Regions from separate parts of the Homo sapiens genome. Here region 2 is linked to region 1. A link is an interaction called in ENCODE POLR2A ChIA-PET data of the cell type or tissue named here. Cell type or tissue: Panc1. All regions are shown on one strand. Links, peaks and the distances in the headings refer to the core of each region. The heading gives the core; the rest is flanking DNA. Region 1 overlaps CCN2-AS1 (CCN2 antisense RNA 1). Region 2 overlaps CCN2-AS1 (CCN2 antisense RNA 1).

Region 1 (5,386 bases), core at 129-5,128:
AAAAAAAGAGAAGAATTTTGGCAGCTTCATTAGCCTTTCCATTCTTTCATTTATTTGAATATGCAGATATTCCTGGGAGGATTACAGATGATGCTACCTAGTGGGTTGGTCATATAGTCTGGAAAAAAGAGAACATGGGTTAGGTCTTTGTACACGGTGGAAGAATAGGCTGTTCAATTCTACATAAGAGTAGAATTGAACATAGGATCAAATACTTATCCTTATAAAATTTGGTGTGGCCAGGAGCAGTGGCTCACCCTTGTAATCCAGCAATCTGGGAGGCCAAGGCAGGAAGATTACTTGAGCCCAGGTGTTTGAGATCAGCCTGGGCAGCATAGCAAAACACTGTGTCAATTTAAAATTTAAAAAGATGAAATTTGGTATAGTCTCTTGGGGGAAGGATACACTTAAGGTGGTTGTACAAATTTGATCTTGTGGTAGATTGCATTGCTGTTCCAAGGATTCATTCTCGGCCCAGTGAGATAATCATGCATTTTCACCCCTTGCCATGTTCCTTGTAGAGCACCCCCCTTTGGCAGCATACACTTCCTGCACCAGGTCAGGTTGGCCGTGTAACTTGCTTCAGCCATTGGAAGTGTATAATGCCACAGCCAAGCAGCAGCTTGAAGGGGAGTTGTGTGATTTGGCTCTGCCTCTTACTTTCTTCCCTCTGCCTCAAGAATGATGATATGTCCCCAGTAGGGGCTACTCTTTTAGCTTGGTTCCTGGAATGAGAAGGTGCAAAGAGCAAAGCCACAGCAACAGAAGTACAACTGCCAACATGTAATTGTGCAAAAAAATAAACATTTGTTGTTACAAGCCACTGTGATTTGGGGGCTGTTTGTTTCTACAGGAACACTGATTAATAGAGTTGTTCAGGAGGAAAGCTCCCTAGTAATTCTTCTGTTGATTCAATTTGAAAAATGGGGCTTTTTGCATTAATCCGTTAAAAAAAACAAAAACCAAAACCAGTATGTTCCACTCTCCTAGAATAGTGTTGTGCATACCTTACAGTAACTAGCACTTTAACAGAATTAGAGAGTTAACATAAAGTTAATCCTTGTACGATGTCACAAGTTTCCATGTCAGAATGCTGGGAGTGAAGTTATAGAGGTATTTGAGTGTCCAATAATGTTACTTATTAGTCCCTAATGACACCTCCTGGGATTTACTGAGGTAGGCAATTTGCATTTTTCAATTACAAGTGTGAAATATTCTTGTTGCCAATTTTGCTAGTGTTAGGAATTCTTTGCAAGGTACTTTCTGCACTTGATGGAAAATCAGCATTAAATAAATCAATTCAGTTCCCAACGGCTTCATTTAACACACTGCTTATTTCCATATGGTGTGAATCTGTTCTTTCTTCTCTGAGCTTAAATGAAGTAACTTGACTCAGAAGAACATAACCTTTTATTAGTTATAGAAAAGTAGAAACTGCTTAGATTTTGTTGTTGCTGTTGTTGTTTCTGGTTTGATTGACTGATTGATTGATTGATTGAATGCTACTTTTAAGTGTTCTTAGCGCAACCGTCTGACCAGGCAATGAACCTTTAAACAGAGAGAGTGTCTTTCTTTGGAAGCTCGGGATTATTGCACTATTCTGAACATTTCCATATTATCCCATGTGGAGGAGGCATAAAGTAATTTCAATAAACAACCAGAACAGGCCAGACGTAGTGGCTCACGCCTGTGATCACAGCACTTTGGGATGCCAAGGTGGGCTGATCATTTGACCTCAGGAGTTCAAGATCAGCCTGGCCAACATGGTGAAACCCCGTCTCTACTAAAAATACAAAAATTATTTGGGCGTGGTGGCGGGCGCCTGTAATCCTAGCTGCTGGGGAGGCTGAGGCATGAGAATTGCTTGAACCCGGGAGGCAGAAGTTGCAGTGAGCCGAGATCATGCCACTGTACTCCAGCCTGAGCAACAGAGCTAGACTCTGTCTCAAAAAAAAAAAAAAAAAAATGTGATAATAAACAACCAGAACAGTGCTTTCAAATCTCACTTTTGGTGTTGGGAATGTTCTATATTTGTGCTGTCTAGTATGGAAGCCACTAGCCACATGTCACTACTGAGTGCTTGAATTATTGCTACTGTGACAGAGAAGGATAAAGAAGCTGAAGACACATCACCAGGATTTAGTACTTTCTGTATCTCTGTATAACTCTTCTTTCTCCTTTGTGTTACCTTCAGCCTCAGATAAGCTGTTCCAAGGTGGCTATTGGCACTTCCAGAGCTAGATTTTTCTGGACTCAGAACCAGCACAAAAAGTTACAATCTTTGTCACAGAAGTCCCAATAAAACTCTTGAGCTTTCATGGTTTAGACAAGCAGAGGCTAACAGTTACCTCTGAACCTATCACTCATGACAGTGGGAGTCAATGTGCAGACTGATTTAGCCCAGGCAAGCCTGAGAGGCTATGAGTGGGGTCAGCTTTACCCAAAGTACATGGGCTGAAACTTGGGGGAATAATCCACCAGAGCAAAGATCAGCAATTTTTTTTCTTGAAAAGGGCCCCATAGTAAATATTTTTAGCCTTTGTGGGCTATACAGTCTGTCACTCAATTCTGCCACTGTAGCTCAAAAGCAGCCATGGATACTACATTTTTTTAAAAAAGGGCATGACCGTGTACCAAGAAAACTTTGTTTACAAAATCAGAGAGCAGGCCAGATTCAGATGACAGGCCAGAGTTTGCCAACCCCTGCACTAGAGCGAGATTAAGTACAGTTATCAGACTGGAAGTCAGGCTATAAAAATAAGCAACAGATGTCCACCACATGCATAGAATAATATAGATATCCCTGCTTCTCTGGGTCTTTAGCTTTTCTCTCTCTTTGTAATAAGAGTCATAACAGATGACTTTAGGAGGCTCTTTTTCTTCCAAAGTTCTCCTGACCTCAAATTAAAATGGTCTACTGAGAGTCCAGGTGGTGGCTTTTGCAAATGCTTGGGATCCAGGAGGAAAGGTGACAGCCTTCATGGTAGCAAGCCTATAGACAGTAGCAGCCCCAGAATCAAATAATTTGCTTCTAGATATAACACTTTCACATGCTAAAATATAAAACCTCTCTCCTCAGAAAAACTAATCTACTTCTTCCCTAGTCTTTCCAATGCCAGATAACAGCACCACAGTTTGTCCATTCATTTAGGCAAAAAGCTGGGGTGATATACTCATTTTCCTGTTAATATCCCTCAGCCAACCTATCAGCAAGTCCCATGTGCAGAATATGCACTGAATCTGACCACTCCATCTACGTCCACCAACACAGCTCCCACCCGTGTCACCATGCGCCTCTCCTGGACTTCTCCAGTAGCCTCCCCAGTCTCCCTCCTCCCTCTTGCTCCTCTACTGTCCTTTCTCAATTCAGCAGCCAGAATGATCTTTCTAACATCTAAATCCTCCCGTGACCTCTCATTATGCTATTTATTTATTTATTGAGATGGAGTCTTCCTCTGTCACCCAGACTGGAGTGCAGTGGCATGATTTCGGCTCACTGCAACCTCTGCCTCCCAGGTTCAAGCGGTTCTTCTACCTCAGCCTCCCTAGTAGCTGGGACTACAGGCATGCATCTCCACACCTGGCTAATTTTTGTATTTTTAGTAGAGAGGGGGTTTTACCATGTCAGCCAGGCTGGTCTCAAACTCCTGAGCTCAGGTGATCTGCCCTCCTTGGCCTCCCAAAGTGCTGGGATTACAGGCGTGAGCCACCACGCACAGCTTCCTTATGTTTAAAACTAAACCTCAGCAGAGTTTACAAGGTCCCTATGACCTAGACTTCCTCAACCCTCCCAGCCTCATCTCTGAACACTGTCTCCTTTTTAACTGGAGCTGAAAGGAGGAGGAATAAAGTAACTTCAATAAACAACCAGAACAGTGCTTTCAAATGTCACTTTTGGTGATGATGGAAATGTTCTATATCTGTGCTGTCTAGTATGGAAGCCACTAGCCGCATGTCACTACTGAGTGTTTGAAATATTGCTACTGTGACAGAGAGGCTGACTTTTACACTGTACTTAATTTTAATTCATTTAAGTGTAATAGCCACATTTGTCTATCAGCTACTATGGACAGCAAAAAACTAGAATATGGGCAAAACTGATATAAATGATAAAATAAAGTTATGAACAGTATTTGTTAGGGCATCTGAAAGGAAAGAGGGCTGCTAGGAGGTTATGGGATTCAGGGTAGTATTAAAAAATCATTCAAAAAGTGACTTCTGGGAAGGGCTTTAAATGATGAGTGAAGTTGACTTAGATATAAATATATATGTGCTTATATATATACATATACACACATGCATTATGAGAAGATCAAGGGAAGAATTTTTCAGGCAGAGAGACTAGATTAAGTGAAGTTACATGTGGAAACTATTTAGGAAATATGAGTAAGTCCAGCTTGGTTTTTGCATAAAAGGTATGTCCAAGAGTAATTTGAGATTCTTGTCGTTCCTTCGAGGCTATTTTGCAGAAAATCTTCGATACCATACAGAAAAGTCGGTATTTATCTTGATAATAGTTAAGAAGCCATTTAATTTTTTTTTTGAGCAACAAACTTATGGGACCAGAGATATTAATCAGGCATCAGTAATTAAGAAGGAGAATGAGGGTGGAACAGGAAAACTAATGAGCCGACTCATACACACATTGCCGTCAAAAATAGTGAGGGCTGTAATGAGAATTATGGAGATGGAAAGTTGGAGGTGATTTAGATTTTCTGAGTTTGGAGTTATGTGAATATGTGAATAGAGATTGGCAATTGCTTCTTGTCTAGACATTTCTGAAGATAGGATGGCCTGCAGTGGTAACTTCCACCATCAGGGCAAGAAGGGACCTCATGCCTGGGAATAAGATGGGGAAAGCCCAACTCAGTCTCACTTTCAGGAAGCTCTCTGAGAAAAAAGGAAAGAAGACTTCGGTATCCACTGCTAACTGAAGCATATGAGGGGTTAGAAGAAGGGCAGGAGTGATAGGACTAGCCAGTGATCAGCCCCCCTTAGGAAACCACACTTGGCTGTCTGGATAGATTGTGGGGCTAAAGAGAGGCATGACTGTCCCTGTGGGAAGGGTTTCCCAATTATTGAAGAGGCAGGAAGAAAGTTGATCACCAACCCAAGGAAACTAGGCCCAACATTTTCACAGTCCCATTGGTAGGAGCCGTTAGCAGCAGCCGCATCAGCCCAAGTGAAACCAGGGATGCCTTCCTTCCCAGCTACATGTGACCGGATATGTAAGAGAAACCTGCTTCTGCATCCCTCCAGGAGCTCCCTTCAACCCTTAGGAACTAGATGTACAAGAGGAAGGAGGTGGGATATGAGATGAGGGTGTGTTCCTCCAGAGATGATTTGCATTTCCTCCCACCAGTTGCTTTGTTGGTACTACAGCCTG
Region 2 (5,386 bases), core at 148-5,147, 65 kb after region 1:
TTTTGAAAACCAAAGCTGATCATGACTTTATAAATAAAGTTATAAATAAAATCTTAAACTCCTTGGCATGGCTTCCAGAATATCACCCAATCTATACCTGCTGCCTCAGTTCCTAATCTACTTCCTATTGTACTAGGGATGTAGAAGCAAATCAAACAGAGGCCCAATCTTCCTGGAGTTTAGAAATTAGTAAGACAAACAATCTTGAAGTAAATAATTTTTATAACTTACTAAACAAATAATTCATTATAATTTATTTACCTAACGTAATAAACAAAAAAAAATTACAATTTTGATAAATTTCGTCGGCTTTCACTAGTTCTTATCCTGGGTCAATGTGAACATAAACGTGTCCTGAGAATAGAGTTAAACTTGGTACCTGTAATACTCTCACTCATATGTCTAACATGTTGAGATTCTAAGTGATTCTGAGCTGACAACTCAGTAAACCAAAGTAACACCTGCTTCTCACCCTGCACCTCTCACCGTTCCCTGGCAGAAAGAGTCCTTTCTTTTTTTTTTTTTTTGAGACAGAGTCTCACTCTGACTCCCGGGCTGAAGTGCAGTGGCACACTCTAAGCTTACTGCAACCTCTGCCTCTCGGGTTTAAGAGATTCTCCTGCCTCAGCCTCCCAATAGCTGGGATTATACGTGTGTGCCACCATGCCTGGCTATGTTTTTTGTATTTTTAGTAGAGATGGGATTTCACCATGTTGGCCAGGGTAGTTTTGAACTCCTGACCTCAAGTGATCTGCCTACCTTGGCCTTCCAAAGTGCTAGGATTACAGGCATGAGCCACTGTGCTGGGCCGAGTCCTTTCATACCTCCATGCCATGCATGGGGATGCCTTAGGGCCCCAGCAGCCTTTCCCTTGTCTCCTGGTAGATTCCTATCACATCTGCAATAAAGCTCTCCTCAGTCACTCAGTCAGAATGAATGGTCCATCGTCTCTGTTTTCTTGGCACATTATAAACATTGCTGTTAGACTGTACACCTTGGGAGAGAGAGATTACATTATAGGCTGTCTAGTGCAGAGCCTGTTCCTCTTTATATCTCTAAAAATGGAGATGGTACCTGGCAAAAAGTGGATGCCAAGTCAGTGTCAAATAAAGACAGTCTTGAGTTGTATAACGGAATCTCAACATGTTAGACACATGAGTGAGAGTGTTACGGATACCAAGTTGAACTCTATTAGGACATGTTTATGTTCACATTGACCCAGGATAAGAACTAGTGACAGCTGATGGAATTTATCAAAATTGTAATTTTTTTTGTTTATCACCTTAGGTAAATAAATTATAATGAATTCTTTGTTTAGTAAGTTGTAAAAATTATTTACTTCAAGTCTGTTTACCTTACTAATTTCTAAACTCCATGAAGATTGGGCCTCTGTACATATTAGGTTGGACCATAGGAAACTGCTGATATATAGTTTGTGACCTACAAAAGTAGCAAATTCTCATGGTTCAACATACACACACACACACAGGTACACACACATATATGTATACATGGGTGAGTGATTTAAGGCAGTTAGAGTTTTGTACTCCAGCTGTGTCTATTAGTACTAATCAGGAAATGATATGGAGAAATCATCTGTTTCAACCCAGTGCCTTCTGGTGCATGACAGAGTCTTTTGTTACAGAGAAATTATTTGCTCCAAAGTTGTAAAAGTACATACGTATGTATATCTCAATATAGTAATTTTATTAATATCCAAACATGTTAAGTACTTGCTGTCTATTCAGATAATGGTAATTAATAACCTATGTCCTACTGTTTCTAATTTAAACAGTTTTCCTCAAAATGTTATTATGGAAATTTTTAAACATATAGAAGAAATGTACAGTGAACACCCACATACCTACTAATTTTAAAGAATAAAACTAAGAAAAATTAGTATGTCCATATCTTCCATAGACCCCTGAATTAGAAGATGCAGTAATCTTTTCCCAGGAGAGGCCCAGGAAGTACTAGAAAACTACAAAACTGAAAAATGAAATCATACGAATGCTTTGCAACTGTATACAAATGCCGCTGGGCTGTAGTACAGTGAATTCATTTGTAATTTGTTTAATTAGGTTTTTTTTAAACAAGGATTTTCTGTAAACCCATATGAGTAGAGATTTTACTACTTTTTTTTAAAAAAAACAACTTTGGATTTGAATTCAAGATATGAGCAATATTTTAGATGCTTATGTTCTAAATTAGTGCTGTACATTGGATTTGGGGACTTAATTTTGTGTGGGGTATGGATCAAGTCAACTCCATGCCTGCCAAGCTTCAAAGCTAACAATTTCCCAGCTCAATAATCCTGGAGGCTGATTGTGATTCATATTCATTTCATGACATGATCCATGACTGCGGAATGACTCACTGGATCTTCCTTTCCATTTCCCTGTAAGTGTAGTCCTTAAACCTTGTAAGGCTTTTCTTCTGCAATGCTTTTGGCCTATAATCATTTCCAAAACATTTATTGAACCTCTATTATATAATGGGCATTGTTCTAGGGACATAGAAGCAAATCAAATAGAGGCCCAATCTTCCTGGAGTTTAGAAATTAGTAAGATAAGCAGACTTGAAGTAAATTATATTTATAAGGCACTAAAGAAAGAATTCATTGTAATTTATTTACCTAAGGTAACAAACAAAAAAATACTACAATTTTGACAAATTCCATCAGCTGTCACTAGTTCTTATCCTGGGTCAATGTGAACATAAACATGTCCTGAGAATAAACTCGGTACCTGTAATACTCTTACTCACATGTCTAACATGTTGAGATTCTAAGTGATTCTGAGCTGGCAACTCAAAAACTCTAGAAAACCTGACTATTTTTCCTTTTTAGTTTAGAGAAAAATTTATAATTTCAGTTGCTGTTTTATAGATTTTGTATTAAATAAAAGAAAAAAGTAGAAATTTGTCAGCATTTCTATTTCTGCCCAGGTCGGTAATGGTCCTAACACTCTTTTCTGCTGCATTTATTTTGGCTACCTCAAGACAAATAGCGTAACCACATTGTCCCTTGCAGGAGAGCATCCTCCTCTTATCAGAGCCCTCACCTATGCACACCTACATAAGCTTCTGAGAACTGTTCGGCTGGGTCTGAAAAATGCCTGGGAGAGAACTTCCTGAGGGACTGAAGTAAACAGAGCTTTAAAGCAGGACAGAATTGTCCTAAAGGTCCCGCCGTTTCAAATGGATCATCACTTCTGACTATGGCTTCCTTCCTTCTTGAGACTGAACTCTTGGACAGTTTGTAGTGGGGGGAACTCAGGACCATTGGGAGATTGGAGATCCATTTTTTCAGGCACATGTGGAGCCTTGTACCCCTATGTCCTGGAATCCTGCTCTCTTGTGGCTCTGTATCCTTAGTATCTCCCAGGCACTATTAGGTAAGGATACACAGAGTCACGAGGGGGCAGGTCCAGAGATATTGAACCAGAGACAGCCTTTGAATGCTGAGAGACACAGCATTTTGTCTTTAGTGTTCAACAAGGCAATTATTAGGGTTGAATTGTGTCCTCTAAAAAGATATGTTAAAGTTTTAAGCCCCAGAACCTGTGACTGTGATCTTATTTGCAAATAAGGTCTTTGCAGATATAATTAAGTTAAGATGAGGTCATATTGGATTAATCTAATAATGGATACCTTCATAAGAGGGGGAAATTTGGGCACAGACACACGCAGAGAAAGCGACGTGAAGAGGGAGGCAGAGATTGGAGTGGTGTAGCTACAAGCCAAGGAATGCCAAGAATTGTCAACAATCACCAGAAGCTAGAAGAGGCAGGAAGGATCCTCACTGCTAGAGCCTTCAGACAGAGCATGGCCCCACCAGCATGTTGATTTTGGACCCTGACCTTTAGGACTGTGAGAGAATAAATTTCTGTTGTTTTAACCCACCCAGTTTATTACAGCAGTCCTAGGGAACTAATAAACCAACAAGTAGAGAAGGAATCATGCAACTCTTAAGGTGCAGACAAGATGCCTTTCTGCTCCCACACCACCTCCAGGTCTAACCAGGCGCTGTCTCTCAGCCTCTAGGATGGGTAGTATTTCAGTCTTGTTGTATCACCCTTCCTATGCAAGTACTTGAGAATAAATTAGTCCTCCCTTGTGGGACATAAGCAAGCAGCTTCCAACCTGCCTGGAGGGTATGAACAGGTGTCACGAGTCAGTCTTCCTCAGGTGCTTCAGGGTCCAGGTCATAGTCCAGCTGCCCTGCCGCAGGCCTGTGCTCCCACCTACCACAGACTGGGACACAGAACCCAACATCAGTGGAGCCTCGTGTACACCCCTAGTTTTTCTAGCTTGCCTGCTGCAGCCAGACCATTATCTCCCCAGAGTGCTCTTCATGACTGCTTAATGACCAGAAAGACTTGAGTTTTTATATCCAATGTCAAGAGTAAATTATTAACCACCTAGGAAAACAGAATTTTGGAGTAGTCTTGTACTTTGAGATACATAAATATATACATACCTACCAACATACATACACTCATATATGCCTGGAAATATGTATGTATATGTATATTTTACTCCCTTCTTCAAATATCTTTAGTGGATCCTTAGTCCTTGGTGAATAAAATCTAAAATAAGTTCTTAGCTTAGCATTCAAAACTGGCCACTATCTGGCCTGACAACTAACTCCCTTGATGTATTCTGTTAATACGTAGCTGAACTCTTTGTTGAGCTGTTTACCATCTTTCAAATCCCAGTTCTGGTATCAACTCCCAAGAAGACAGTCTTTCCTCATTTCGACACTCTATTTTGAGCAACCATAATACTTTGTATATATCTCCCTAATCACATTACATATTGTGTTGTAGGTTTTTGTATATTTGTCTAATCCTCTTCTCCTGGCCCTGCATTATAAACAGTAGGTAGAAAGCTTGTTATTAAAAACAGAATTAATAGCACAATGTGCTTTTGAAAACGGAAAGCACAGAGTTTTGGGGATGCTTTGCATTTAGAGCCGTCTTCACTGGCATTGACGTCATAGCCGCGGCTAACAGGGCTTATTCTTTGTCAGGCAATGAGCCAAGCATGACATGTGAACTATTTTAAGTCTTTTCACTAATACATGCTGATGTTCTTATTCATCTTAGTGTCCAACGTGGCACATGGCACAGGCCTAGATGCTTATTGAGCTCAATGATCTATTGATCTACCGATTTCAATGATCTACCTGAAATGATGGAATAAACATCTACATCTGTGCCATGTACTCAGTGAGCATCCACACCTAATCATCTAATTGCTAAAGGTGAATCTAGAAGGTAAACACATGTAGAACAAGCATTTGACTCCAATCTCTTGATCTCAATAGATGTATCATCTTTAAGAAAATTGTGACTGAAGTAATTCATAGGGAAAACTACTCCAA

The links. ChIA-PET counts read pairs that join two places held together with the same protein. Peaks named below come from ENCODE experiments on the same cell type or tissue, not always from the same donor. Only the 100,000 strongest peaks of a DNase experiment are listed, where the experiment ranks them.
Region 2: POLR2A ChIA-PET joins it to region 1 with 11 read pairs; 5 of 35 experiments call an interaction of 5 or more read pairs at or near these places.

What each region holds. Positions count from the first base shown.
Region 1 is chr6:131,928,890-131,934,275 of GRCh38, forward strand. All of the region lies in intron 2 of CCN2-AS1 (CCN2 antisense RNA 1), which reads left to right. Among named protein-coding and RNA genes, the nearest start is that of CCN2, 20 kb to the right of the region's middle. In Panc1, for the core only: a CTCF peak has its summit at 585; no DNase peak of the experiment used is centred there.
Region 2 is chr6:131,993,760-131,999,145 of GRCh38, forward strand. All of the region lies in intron 2 of CCN2-AS1 (CCN2 antisense RNA 1), which reads left to right. Among named protein-coding and RNA genes, the nearest start is that of CCN2, 45 kb to the left of the region's middle. In Panc1, for the core only: no CTCF peak of the experiment used is centred there; a DNase peak (open chromatin) is centred at 2,352.